3 separate regions of the Homo sapiens genome follow, and all the other regions are linked to region 3. A link is a contact called in ENCODE Hi-C or POLR2A ChIA-PET data. All regions are on one chromosome and are shown on one strand. Each heading gives the region's core, a stretch centred on a gene start or an enhancer-like site at or near the end of the contact. The rest is flanking DNA. Distances are from core to core; before and after follow the strand shown.

Region 1 (4,125 bases), core at 1,537-4,036, 650 kb after region 3:
TCTGCCTAAGATGTGTTTGCTCAGAAGGCCAGGTGCCCTGGTGGTTAGACAGCTCAGGCCCTGTGCCTTCAGTCCATGTTCATGCCACCCCCAGATGCTGTGTGACCCTGGGCAGGCCCCCACCCTCTGGGCCTCATTTGCATCTGTAAAATGGAGCCAGCAGACCCATTTTAATGGATCCTGTCATGGTTAAATGGGTTAATAGGCAGGTGCAGTGGGGTCATTGCAGGGAGTTCAAGACCAGCCTGGACACCATAGTGAGACCTTGCCTCTACAAGAAACTTAAGGTGGCCTGGTGTGGTGGCTCACGCCTGTAATCCCAGCACTTTGGACTCCATTGCACTCCAGCCTGGGTGACACAGTGAGACTCTGTCTGTTAAAGAAACAAACAAACAAAAAAACCAAAAAACTTAAGGTGGTGGTGGGTACCTGTGATCCCAGCTACTTGGGAGGCTGAGACGGGAGGATCACTTGAGCCCTACAGTTGGAGGTTGTAGTGAGCTGTGACCTTACCACTGCACTCCAGCCAGGGCAGCAGAGTGAGACCCTGTCTCTATTTAAAAAGAAATCAAAAAGGTTAATAATCATGAAAAGTTCTCAATGCCTTGCTTGGCATAGAGTCAGTGTTGAATAGCTATTAGCTACTCTAATGTTTTGAACTCAGTAATGCGTGTGTATGATGCGGAATTCAAAGATGTCGGAAAACATGCAGTGGCTCCTTCCCCACCAGGCCCCAGCCGCCCCGGGTCCTGTTTTGTTTCCCTTTGGTTGTCTTAGTCACAAAGTACAGACTTTCTTCTGTACCTTTTCCTTCCCCTTCCCCCCTCCCCCTTCCCTTCCCCCCCCCACTTCCCTTTCCCCTTCCCCCTTCCCTTTCCCTTTTCCTTCTCTTCTTCCTTTCCTTTTCTTTCTTCAGTAAAACTGATCACTACAAACCTTTTCTTTTTTTCTCACTTAGTACACCAAAAAGGGAGTTACATGTCTAGAAAGGACAGGCTCTTTTTGTGTGTCTGTTGCTGCATAGCAGCATGGATAGGCCATAATTTATATATAAATACACGTATTTTATTCTATTTTAAAGGTTTTTGTTTTGTTTTTTTCCCCCGAGACGGAGTTTCGCTCTTTGTTGTGCAAGCTGGTGCAATGGCGCGATCTCAGCTCATTCCAACCTCTGCCTCCTGGGTTCAAGCGATTCTCCTGTCTCAGCCTCCTGAGTAGCTGGCATTAAAGGCACCCACCACCACGCCTGGCTAATTTTTGTAATTTTAGTAGAGATGGGGTTGCACCATGTTGGCCAAGCAGGTCTCGAACTCCTGACCTCAAACGATCCACCCACCTCGGCCTCTGAAAGTGTTTGGATTACAGGCGTGAGCCATTATGCCCAGCAATATATCTTATATATAAGGTGATTGAAAATATATGTTTTCAAAAAGAAAACATATTTTCAGTCAGCTTCCTTAGGTTGAACGTAATTTATATTTAACTAGTCCCCTGTTGCTGGGCTTTAAAATTCTTTGAGATCTGAATTTTTCGTCTTATTGAGAAACTAACAGGGTTGTAACAATTCTGTGGGCAAATTTTAATGGAATGTCCACCCTGTACTTTTGTATCTGAATCTTCACGAACATGTTCTCCTTGACTTGTGACCTTTTCCTGAGATTTCAGTTAGATATAGTTAATCGCTTAAGTCTTTTTTTTTTTTTTTGAGACGGAGTCTCACTCTGTTGCCAGGCTGGAGTGCAGTGGCGCTATCTCAGCTCACTGCAGCCTCCGCCTCCCAGGTTCAAGCGATTCTGCCTCAGCCTCCTGAGTAGCTGGGACTACAGGCACCCTCCACCTCGCCTGGCTAATTTTTTGTATTTTAGTAGAGACGGGGTTTTACCGTGTTGGCCAGGATGGTCTTGATCTGCTGACCTCATAATCTGCCCGCCTCAGCCTCCCAAAGTGCTGGGATTATAGGCGTGACCCACTACAACTGGCCAATCGCATAAATCTTAAACATATACCTTGATTTTCTTGTCTTCTTCTTCTTCTTTTTTGGAGACAGTCTCCCTCTGTTGCCCAGGCTGGAGTGCAACGGCGCAATCATGGCTCACTGCAGCCTCAGTCTCCTGGGCTCAAGTAATCCTCCTGCCACAGCCTCCCGAGTAGCTGACACTACAGGGGAATGCCACCATCCGCAGTGAATTACTTTTTACTTTTTGTAGAGACAGGGGCTCGTTATGTTGCCCAGGCTGGTCTCGAACTCCTGACTTCAAGTGATCCACCCACCTTGGCCTCCCAAAGTGCTGGGATTACAGGTGTGAGCCACTGCTGCAAGTTTTGATTTTCTAATAAATGATTGTACCTTGGTACCTACTGGCTAGATCAAGATGCAGGACTTCTTCATGGTCTCAGAAAGTCCCTCCTGCCCCTTCTAGTCCATTTCCCGAAAGGGAACCACTGCCCTGATTTCTATCTCCAGAGACTAGCTTTGCCGGTTCAAGTTCAAGTCCACCCTGTGACTCAGCAAGAGAAACAAGGACATGTGTCTACAAAAAGCGCATATGAGAATGTTCAGAACAGCTTTATTTGTAATAAATTCAAGCTAGGAAGACCCCAAATGTCCATCCAATGGTGACTAGACGAACAGACTGTAGTCCATCAGTGCAATGGACAGATTCGACCACGAAAAGGAATGAACGTCAGACACACGAAGCAGACAGGATGTCTGTGATTGCATCACATGCTGCTCCTGTGTTGTTTTATCGTTGACATCTTCCACTTGCACACTTCAAAAATAGTCATTGAAAGGATGGAGCAGGGGCACTGTTGTGAGGGGCACGTGCTGTCACCGCCGCTGCTGGTGATTCAGTGTCTAGCCAGCGCCGCATGGTTTCTGAGATGCTGCATTTGTCTTTTTTTTTTTTTTGAGACAGAGTCGTTCTGTCACCCAGGCTGGAGTGCAGTGGCGCGATCTCAGCTCACTGCAACCTCTGCCTTCCAAGTTCAAGCGGTTCTCCTGCCTCAGCCTCCCAAGTGGTTGCGATTACAGGTGTCCACCACCACACCCGGCCAGGGTTTTTTTTTGTCTTTTTTTTTTTGTATTTTGTATTGTTTTTGTTTTTGTTTTGAGATGGAGTCTCACTCTGTCACCCAGGCTGGAGTGCAGTGATGCGATCTCGGCTCACTACAATCTCCGCCTCCCGGGTTCAAGCCATTCTCGTGTCTTAGCCTCCCGAGTGGCTGGGATTACATGCTTGCGCCCCCACACCCGGTTAATTTTTGTATCTTAAGTAAAGGCGGGGTTTCACCATGTTGGCCAGGCTGGTCTCAAACTCCTGACCTCAGGTGACCCACCCACCTTGGCTTCCCAAAGTGCTGGGATTATAGGCGTGAGCCACTGTGCCTGACCTGAGACACTGCGTCTCTGATGTGCAAGATGCCAAGTGTCCCTGCCCCTCAGGTCCCTACCTGTGAGCTAGGTGGCCTGGGGCTCTGGTAGGGCCAGGGCCAAGGCTACTTGTGGCGTTCATGAGGTTAATACCCTGGGACAGCCTGGTGTCCACTGTGACTACTGTGACGGAAAGACAAGGGGCCATGCTAAGAGGTGACTTTGGGGTCTGTCACCTGCATGGGGGCGCCCGCTCGCTGTTTCCCTCGTTCAGTTCACTCCGCCTCCCAATTGATGTAGCTTGTTCCCTCAGTCCCCCTGCTCAGAGAACCCTCTCCAATTATCCCAGCCCCCAACCCCTCTCACCCCTGCAGTATGTCTTCCTCGCACCCACCCCCGTCAGAATGTTGGCGCCAGTGTCACCAGCACCTCCCCAAGTGCTCAGGAGCCAGTGAGAAAGGTTCGCTCCTTTTCATGCAAGCCATGAGCTGTGATGTTGTCCAAGTCTCGTATCCTGTTTGTGCCTCAGGCTCCTCATCAGCCGAATGGGAGGCTGACGGAAAGGGATTAGAGCTCAGGCATCAGCTTGAACTGGGGCACGTGGCGTGACAGGCCTAGTGCCTGGCAGGCAGGTCCCTCGGGCTCTTTGTCATCCTCAGGAGTGTGGCTCGAAGACAGGTAGCATCCCAGGCCTGGAGAGCTGACTGTGCTGCCTGTGGCTGCAGAGACAGGATGCAGAGGCCAGGGCTCGT
Region 2 (3,937 bases), core at 1,082-3,581, 980 kb after region 3:
AAGTTGAATCTTTAAACTTATCTTTATTTTTGAGACACAGTCTCACTCTGTCGCCCAGGCTGGAGTGCAGTGGTACAACCACAGCTCAGTGCAGCGTTGACCTCCTGGGCTCAAGCCATCCTCCCGCCTCAGCCTCCCGAGTAGCTGGGACTACAGGCGCACACAACCATGTCCAGCTTATTTTTGTATTTTTTGTAGAGACAGGGTCCCACTGTGTTGCCCTGGCTTGTTCTGAACTCCTAGGCTCAAGTGATCCCCCCGCCTCACCCTCCCAAAGTGCTGGGATTACAGGCATGAGCCACCACATCCAGACTTCACTTTTTTGTTTAATGTCGCAAATGGCATAAGGAATGGGATTCAATGGGGACACATTTATAAACGTTGCAGCAGCTCCTAGAACTTGCCTATCCTTGTAAACTTCTCTAGGTGATTGCTAATTACTTCTTTTTTTTTTTTTTTTTTTGAGACGGAGTCTCACTCTGTCGCCCAGGCTGGAGTACAGTGGCGCAATCTCGTCTCACTGCAAACTCCACCTCCCGGGTTCACGCCATTCTCCTGCCTCAGCCTCCCGAGTAGCTGGGACTACAGGCACCCGCCACCACGCCCGGCTAATTTTTTGTATTTTTTTTTAGTAGAGGTGGGGTTTCACTGTGTTATCCAGGATGGTCTTGATCTCCTGACCTCGTGATCCACCTGCCTCAGCCTCCCAAAGTGCTGGGATTACAGGCGTGAGCCACCATGCCCAGCCCGCTAATTATTTCAATTTGACCTTGACACTGAGCCTGCCAAGTAGGTTCAAGCATTTTGATGGCCCCTTTACAGGTTGGGAAAGCTAATTTATCTGTCCAAGGCCGAATTCTGAAACTGAGTCTTAACTGCCAAAAATTCTTATCATCAATTTCTTCTTCTGGGTTGGGCACAGTGGCTCATGCCTGTAAAGCCAGCAATTTGAGAGGCATCATGATGCAAGAGGAAGAGGATTGAGTGAAGCTAGGAGTTTGGGACCAGCCTGGGCAACATAGTGAGACCCCATCTATAAAAAAAAATTAAAAATTAGTTGGGCATGGTGGTGCACTCCTGTGGTCCTAGCTATTCAGGAGGCTGAGGTGGGAGGATTCCTTGAGCCCAGGGTTGACGCTGCAGAGAGCTGTGATCACGCCACTGCAGTCCAGCCTGAGTGACAGCTGGAAATAATGATAAATAAATAATAAATAATTATTTAAAAAATTATAATAAAAATAATTAAAAAATTATTTTCCCTGATTAATCTTTTTTTTTGTCCTTCTGAGAGTTCAATTTGTCCCTTTTCTGCCTGGTCTCCTAGGTTTCCCTAAAATCCTGCTGAGAGGTTAGCACTGCCTGCCAAAGTCAGTTTGCAAAATCCCAGAGAAATCCAGCTTATTCCTGGGGGAACCGCCAAGACTGCCCAGCCCTGTGTGGGGTTCAGGCAAGTTTCTCACATGTGCCTTTTTGGCAAGAGGCCTCTGGCAACCCCATGAGTCCCCAAAGAGACTCAATTCTAAAAGTTGGTCTCCACCAGCTCTCTGTGGCTTAGGGGTTCAAGTTCAACTGTGAAAGCCCTGTTTTGTTTTGATTTTGCTTTGAGGGAGAGGAAACCGCCCTTCTGTTTGTTCAACTCCTTCTCCTAAGGGGAGAAATCAATATTTACGTCCAGACTCCAGGTATCCGTACAATTGATTTTTCAGATGTTTATACTCAGCCAAAGGCGGGATCCCACAAAACAAAAAATATTTTTTTGGCTGTACTTTTGTGAAGATTTTATTTAAATTCCTGATTGATCAGTGTCTATTAGGTGATTTGGAATAACAATGTAAAAACAATATACAACGAAAGGAAGCTAAAAATCTATACACAATTCCTAGAAAGGAAAAGGCAAATATAGAAAGTGGCGGAAGTTCCCAACATTTTTAGTGTTTTCCTTTTGAGGCAGAGAGGACAATGGCATTAGGCTATTGGAGGATCTTGAAAGGCTGTTGTTATCCTTCTGTGGACAACAACAGCAAAATGTTAACAGTTAAACATCGAGAAATTTCAGGAGGATCTTTCAGAAGATGCGTTTCCAATTTTGAGGGGGCGTCAGCTCTTCACCGGAGACCCAAATACAACAAATCAAGTCGCCTGCCCTGGCGACACTTTCGAAGGACTGGAGTGGGAATCAGAGCTTCACGGGTTAAAAAGCCGATGTCACATCGGCCGTTCGAAACTCCTCCTCTTGCAGTGAGGTGAAGACATTTGAAAATCACCCCACTGCAAACTCCTCCCCCTGCTAGAAACCTCACATTGAAATGCTGTAAATGACGTGGGCCCCGAGTGCAATCGCGGGAAGCCAGGGTTTCCAGCTAGGACACAGCAGGTCGTGATCCGGGTCGGGACACTGCCTGGCAGAGGCTGCGAGCATGGGGCCCTGGGGCTGGAAATTGCGCTGGACCGTCGCCTTGCTCCTCGCCGCGGCGGGGACTGCAGGTAAGGCTTGCTCCAGGCGCCAGAATAGGTTGAGAGGGAGCCCCCGGGGGGCCCTTGGGAATTTATTTTTTTGGGTACAAATAATCACTCCATCCCTGGGAGACTTGTGGGGTAATGGCACGGGGTCCTTCCCAAACGGCTGGAGGGGGCGCTGGAGGGGGGCGCTGAGGGGAGCGCGAGGGTCGGGAGGAGTCTGAGGGATTTAAGGGAAACGGGGCACCGCTGTCCCCCAAGTCTCCACAGGGTGAGGGACCGCATCTTCTTTGAGACGGAGTCTAGCTCTGTCGCCCAGGATGGAGTGCAGTGGCACGATCTCAGCTCACTGCAACCTCCGCCTCCCGGGTTTAAGCGAGTCTCCTCTCTCAGCCTCCCGAATAGCTGGGATTACAGGCGCCCAACCACCACGCCCGCCTAATTTTTGTATTTTTAGTAGAGACGGGTTTTCACCATTTTGGCCAGGCTGGTCTCGAACCCCGACCTCAGGTGATCTGCCCAAAAGTGCTGGGATTACAGGCGTCAGCCACCGCGCCCGGCCGGGACCCTCTCTTCTAACTCGGAGCTGGGTGTGGGGACCTCCAGTCCTAAAACAAGGGATCACTCCCACCCCCGCCTTAAGTCCTTCTGGGGGCGAGGGCGACTGGAGACCCGGATGTCCAGCCTGGAGGTCACCGCGGGCTCAGGGGTCCCGATCCGCTTTGCGCGACCCCAGGGCGCCACTGCCATCCTGAGTTGGGTGCAGTCCCGGGATTCCGCCGCGTGCTCCGGGACGGGGGCCACCCCCTCCCGCCCCTGCCCCCGCCCCTTTGGCCCGCCCCCCGAATTCCATTGGGTGTAGTCCAACAGGCCACCCTCGAGCCACTCCCCTTGTCCAATGTGAGGCGGTGGAGGCGGAGGCGGGCGTCGGGAGGACGGGGCTTGTGTACGAGCGGGGCGGGGCTGGCGCGGAAGTCTGAGCCTCACCTTGTCCGGGGCGAGGCGGATGCAGGGGAGGCCTGGCGTTCCTCCGCGGTTCCTGTCACAAAGGCGACGACAAGTCCCGGGTCCCCGGAGCCGCCTCCGCGACATACACGAGTCGCCCTCCGTTATCCTGGGCCCTCCTGGCGAAGTCCCCGGTTTCCGCTGTGCTCTGTGGCGACACCTCCGTCCCCACCTTGTCCTGGGGGGCGCCCTCGCCCCACCAGCCCCGATCAAGTTCACAGAGGGGCCCCCGGCCACCCTCAAGGCCTCGGTTCCTTACGAGGTTGAAACGTTGCCTCAGAATCTCCCCGCCCCTCCTTGGTCTGCAGCCGAGATCTTCAGCCACGGTGGGGCAGCTATCCCCCGGGACCGACCCCCTGGGGTGGCCTCGCTTCTTCAGAGGCTGTGAATGGCTTCGGTTCAGCTGTCCAAGCGGCGATTTTTCCTCTGGGTGAAATGGATTAGATTTTAGATTTCCACAAGAGGCTGGTTAGTG
Region 3 (4,047 bases), core at 850-3,349:
TGTACAGTGATAGCTATCTTTCTTTGGTGTTTTTTTTGTTTTGTTTGTGTGTGTGGTGTGTGTGTGTGTGTGTGTGTGTGTGTGTAGTTTTATGGTTCTGAGTTGGTGGCCAGTAAGTTCCATGTAGTGTTGGCACTTATTTAATTAACTATTCATGATTTTGTTAATAGCTTGTTATAGAATTCAGGCATATATTTTTCAGCATAAGAAGCCAAGCACACCAGCTTGTCATTGGAGAGAATATATTAAGTGAGAAAAACATTCAGGAATCAGAGCTTTAACATGTTAAAGTTAGTGCTAAACATTGTCATATTGGATCTGAACCTATCCTAATATATAACCATAAAGCTTGACTTCTGCATTGGAACTATGCTTTCATAAATAAAGGATATCTCATTGATTAAAAAAAATTTTTAAAAAGACACAGCTGGAAACATAACAGTTTCAGGCAACAACTGTATGTTCCAAATATGGTCACACACACATCACAACTTAAAGGGAAATGGGGTGGGCTGAGTGGGTCTTTATCTGTGTGTCAGGCTTGTCCACATCCTGGTTCTTGTGATCACACAGTAGTGCACAGATACAAAACAGGTACACACAGTTGACACCCGGAAACCTATCCACCGCACCACAGAGGTCACCGTCTGTCTCCCACACACTCGGTCACATTTTCACACAAGTCAAATCACACGAGGACGGAACTGGGGGAAGTAACCATGCAGTCATTTCCCAGGGGTACAAAGAAACTCACATAGAGCCCCACAGAGCCCAGGCCCAGGGTCTGAGACCTGTCCAAAGGCCCCACCGACGACCAGCCACACGCCGGGAGAGTCACCTCCTTCCCCTGGTCTGCACCATCCTGAGCTCCCGAGTAACTCGAGTGGACTCCAGGGTTGAAAAAGGAAATGGTCGTCCCAGATCTGAGAGAGGCTGCCAGGCTGGGCTCTGGGCCTGGGTTGGGGCCCCCACACTGGGCCCCTCGGCCCCCCACCCTCAGCCCCCTCTGGCTTCCCCATTGGCAGTAGAGAGGGAGGGAACTTCATAAGTCACAGAGAGGGGCTGAAGAATACAGAGAGTCAGACAGATGGAGATGGGAGAGGCATAGGGAGATGGGAGAGACATAGGGAGATGGCAGAGAAAGGGAGAGACGGGGAGATGGGGAGAGACAGAGAGAGATGGGAAGATGGGGAGAGACCACAGGGAGGCAGATGAGAAGAAAGAAACAGGGATGGGGCCAGACACAGAGAAAGGAAACTTCTTTAGTTTCCATCTTCAGTTATAAATGATGAAAGAGACAACTGATGACAGAGACAAAGTTACAAGAGGGAGAAAGAGACAGGGGGAAGACGAGGGGGAGGGGAGACACATCTGGGGGAGAGGAGGAAGAATTGGGGTGCCAGAGAGAGCAAGGAGGGAGAGGAGGCCGATGGGGGAGGAGAGAGTAATGTTCAGCCCAGTGAGGGGGTGTCCCTTTCCCCCACTGCAAGGTTTTGGGGAAGAAGCCAGAGGCCTGAGGCCAAGACTGAGGCTTTGAGCGGAAAGAAGGAGGGGGCGAGTTATTCACGAAACGCCCGCCTTGCCCTGAGTTTCCAGAAGGTGATGTGGAGTTTCCATCCCTCAGCCTGTCTGCAGACAGGGGTACCCGGGGAGGACAGCTGGCCCAGAGGAGTTGCGAGACTAAAGTGAATGATTGCCACAGTCATTCCCTCCGGTGGCTTCTCCCCAAGTACTTGGCGCCAGAGCGCCCAACATTGTGCATACATGGTCGCTCCTAATTCGTGGGCCCGGGGGACATTATCAGCCTTACTTTGGGATATTTTAGGAGCCTCGGAATGCAGAAAGTGGTTTTAGCCCAGCTGGAGGAAATGGGCCGAAGCGGGATTCGAACCGGCGGATTCGTTTCTCTGCAGCCCGGAGCCGCGTAGCCCCGCCCCGGTCTCCCTAGAAACAGGCACCCGTGTCTCCATAGCAACCGCTCCATCTGATTGCCCCTCCCCGCTCCCAGAGGCCACCTAGTGCGCAGGCCCGCCTGATGTCGTCCCACGCCGTGCCGGCTCTCAGGCGCCGGAAGTGAGCTGCGCAGCGCCGGAAGCGGCGGACGCAGGAGGCCTCGTGGAGGACACAGCAGCATGGGACAGTCAGGGAGGGTAAGGCCCGGCAGCTTGGGAGGCAGGTGGCGCAGGTGGGGTCCCGGCCGAGGTCGCGGCGCTGACCCTTTGTCTCTCGTCGCCGCAGTCCCGGCACCAGAAGCGCGCCCGCGCCCAGGCGCAGCTCCGCAACCTCGAGGCCTATGCCGCGAACCCGCACTCGTTCGTGTTCACGCGAGGCTGCACGGGTCGCAACATCCGGCAGCTCAGCCTGGACGTGCGGCGGGTCATGGAGCCGCTCACTGCCAGCCGTCTGCAGGTTTGTACCCCACCCCCAGCCCGCCTCCACCCACCCTCGGCCTAGTCTTCGTAGCTGCAGTAATGGCTCCCGCTGTAAAACTGTGGGAGGACTTAAGTCTCCCCAGCTGGAAAAAAAGACCCTCATGGGGAGCATCATTTCTGCCTTTCAGGGCTTTTGCTGGGCTGGAGTGAGGGCGCGCAGCTTGGGAGATAGATAGTCGCCTAAGCCTGACAGTTAAGACTGGAATCTGGAGCCGGGCGTGGTGGCTCATGCCTGTATTCCCAGCATTTGGGGATGCTGATGCGGGAGGATCACTTGAGCCCAGGAATTCGAGACCAGCCTGAGCAGCATGGTGAAACCCCGTCTTTACAAAAAATAGAAAAATTAGTCGGATATGGTGTTGCGTGCCTGTAGTCCCGGCTACTCGGGAGGCTGAGGTGGGAGGATTCCTTGAGCCCAGGAAATTAAGGCTGTAGTGAATCGGGATCGTGCCACTTCACTCCAGTCTGGGCGACCGGAGGAGACCGTGTTAGAAAAAAAAAGACTAGAATCTGGAGGCAGCAAAGCAGGGTTGGAAACTGACTTCTCCCCAGTATCTGATGCAAGTTACTTAACCTCTCTGGGCCTGAGTTCGCTCATTTGTCAATGGGAAGATGCGCTGTGAGCAAGAGACAGAGTTAGAACTCAAATCTGCGTCCGACTGACTCTAAAGGCTAAGATCCTTTTGCTCCTCTGGGCTTGTTGAAAGGGTCAGATGCAAGACAGACCATAACAGGATCTGCACCGTCAGCTTATAGTTGTCACAACAAGGGATAAGCTATGTTTTCTTTTTTTCTTTTTGTCATTTCCAGGTTCGTAAGAAGAACTCGCTGAAGGACTGCGTGGCAGTGGCTGGGCCCCTCGGGGTCACACACTTTCTGATCCTGAGCAAAACAGAGACCAATGTCTACTTTGTGAGTAGACGCCCTCACCCTTCATCTCCCCCAGACCCCCCCTTCCCCTATCTCTCATGATGAACACATATGCCTCTGAGCTGCTGTGATTTCTGGCTTCAAAGTAAACGCTCTGAAGAAGAGATGGGGCAAAGGTGCCTACTCCGGGCACCTCTGCTAGACCCCTCCAGAGTCACTGATCTTTTCTTCTCCTGCAGAAGCTGATGCGCCTCCCAGGAGGCCCCACCTTGACCTTCCAGGTCAAGAAGGTGAGAGGGGTGGAGGTGGTACAAAGCCATGTGGGGTGGGAGCTGGACTTGGGGTTGTCCGCAGCCATGTGTGGTTGGTGGTCACCCCCTCCTCTCTCCTGTCCTACAGTACTCGCTGGTGCGTGATGTGGTCTCCTCACTGCGCCGGCACCGCATGCACGAGCAGCAGTTTGCCCACCCACCCCTCCTGGTACTCAACAGCTTTGGCCCCCATGGTATGCATGTGAAGCTCATGGCCACCATGTTCCAGAACCTGTTCCCCTCCATCAACGTGCACAAGGTGGGTCTGGCCTGGCGAGGTGGCAGGTATGGGGGGGTGCAGCGGATAGAGGTGCCACAGGCCCTCAGATGGATTGCTCACTCCTCCCAGCGCTGAGACTGGGAGCTCCTGGGTCTGCTGAGTCCTGAGGTCAAATCCCACTCCTGTGTCTGATGATGCTGGGCAAAAGTGTCCA

What was found. A loop is a pair of places that touch in the nucleus more often than their neighbours do. ChIA-PET counts read pairs that join two places held with the same protein, here RNA polymerase II (POLR2A). Pooled maps may share reads with other maps.
Region 1: a pooled map shows a loop between it and region 3 (2.4-fold over the local background). The contact joins the enhancer-like site here to the promoter of PPAN in region 3. A Hi-C loop is called at or near these places in 4 of 50 pooled maps. POLR2A ChIA-PET finds 5 or more read pairs at or near these places in 2 of 52 experiments (activated CD8-positive, alpha-beta memory T cell and naive thymus-derived CD8-positive, alpha-beta T cell).
Region 2: a loop to region 3 is called in a map of CD8-positive, alpha-beta T cell, with 4 times the contacts of the local background. The contact joins the promoter of LDLR here to the promoter of PPAN in region 3. A Hi-C loop is called at or near these places in 1 of 168 maps with a recorded cell type or tissue (CD8-positive, alpha-beta T cell), 3 of 37 single-sample maps with no recorded cell type and 12 of 50 pooled maps. POLR2A ChIA-PET finds 5 or more read pairs at or near these places in 1 of 52 experiments (activated naive CD4-positive, alpha-beta T cell).

The regions. Positions count from the first base shown.
Region 1 is chr19:10,752,570-10,756,694 of GRCh38, forward strand. All of the region lies in intron 1 of DNM2 (dynamin 2), which reads left to right. It overlaps LOC124904637 (a long non-coding RNA gene), which reads right to left. Exons shown (of 2, transcript XR_007067139.1): 2 at 2,548-4,092. Among named protein-coding and RNA genes, the nearest start is that of MIR4748, 26 kb to the right of the region's middle. Within about 2 kb of position 2,787, at least 4 of the 41 ENCODE cell types and tissues checked have a DNase peak (open chromatin) inside an H3K27ac peak, as active enhancers do.
Region 2 is chr19:11,087,132-11,091,068 of GRCh38, forward strand. LDLR (low density lipoprotein receptor) reads left to right here and starts at 2,332. Exons shown (of 18, transcript NM_000527.5): 1 at 2,332-2,484. The coding sequence starts at 2,418. LDLR-AS1 (LDLR antisense RNA 1) reads right to left here and starts at 2,528. Exons shown (of 1, transcript NR_163945.1): 1 at 1,937-2,528. RefSeq lists enhancers at 2,586-3,181, 3,182-3,775, 3,493-3,672 and a silencer at 3,163-3,422.
Region 3 is chr19:10,104,263-10,108,309 of GRCh38, forward strand. It overlaps PPAN (peter pan homolog), which reads left to right and starts at 2,100. Exons shown (of 12, transcript NM_020230.7): 1 at 2,100-2,150; 2 at 2,239-2,409; 3 at 3,243-3,344; 4 at 3,542-3,592; 5 at 3,702-3,872. The coding sequence starts at 2,133. It overlaps PPAN-P2RY11 (PPAN-P2RY11 readthrough), which reads left to right and starts at 2,100. Exons shown (of 13, transcript NM_001198690.2): 1 at 2,100-2,150; 2 at 2,239-2,409; 3 at 3,243-3,344; 4 at 3,542-3,592; 5 at 3,702-3,872. The coding sequence starts at 2,133. SNORD105 (small nucleolar RNA, C/D box 105) reads left to right here and starts at 3,389; the gene lies at 3,389-3,473. It also overlaps a transcript of ANGPTL6 not described here. RefSeq lists enhancers at 1,737-2,380, 1,977-2,026, 3,669-4,047 and a silencer at 2,247-2,296.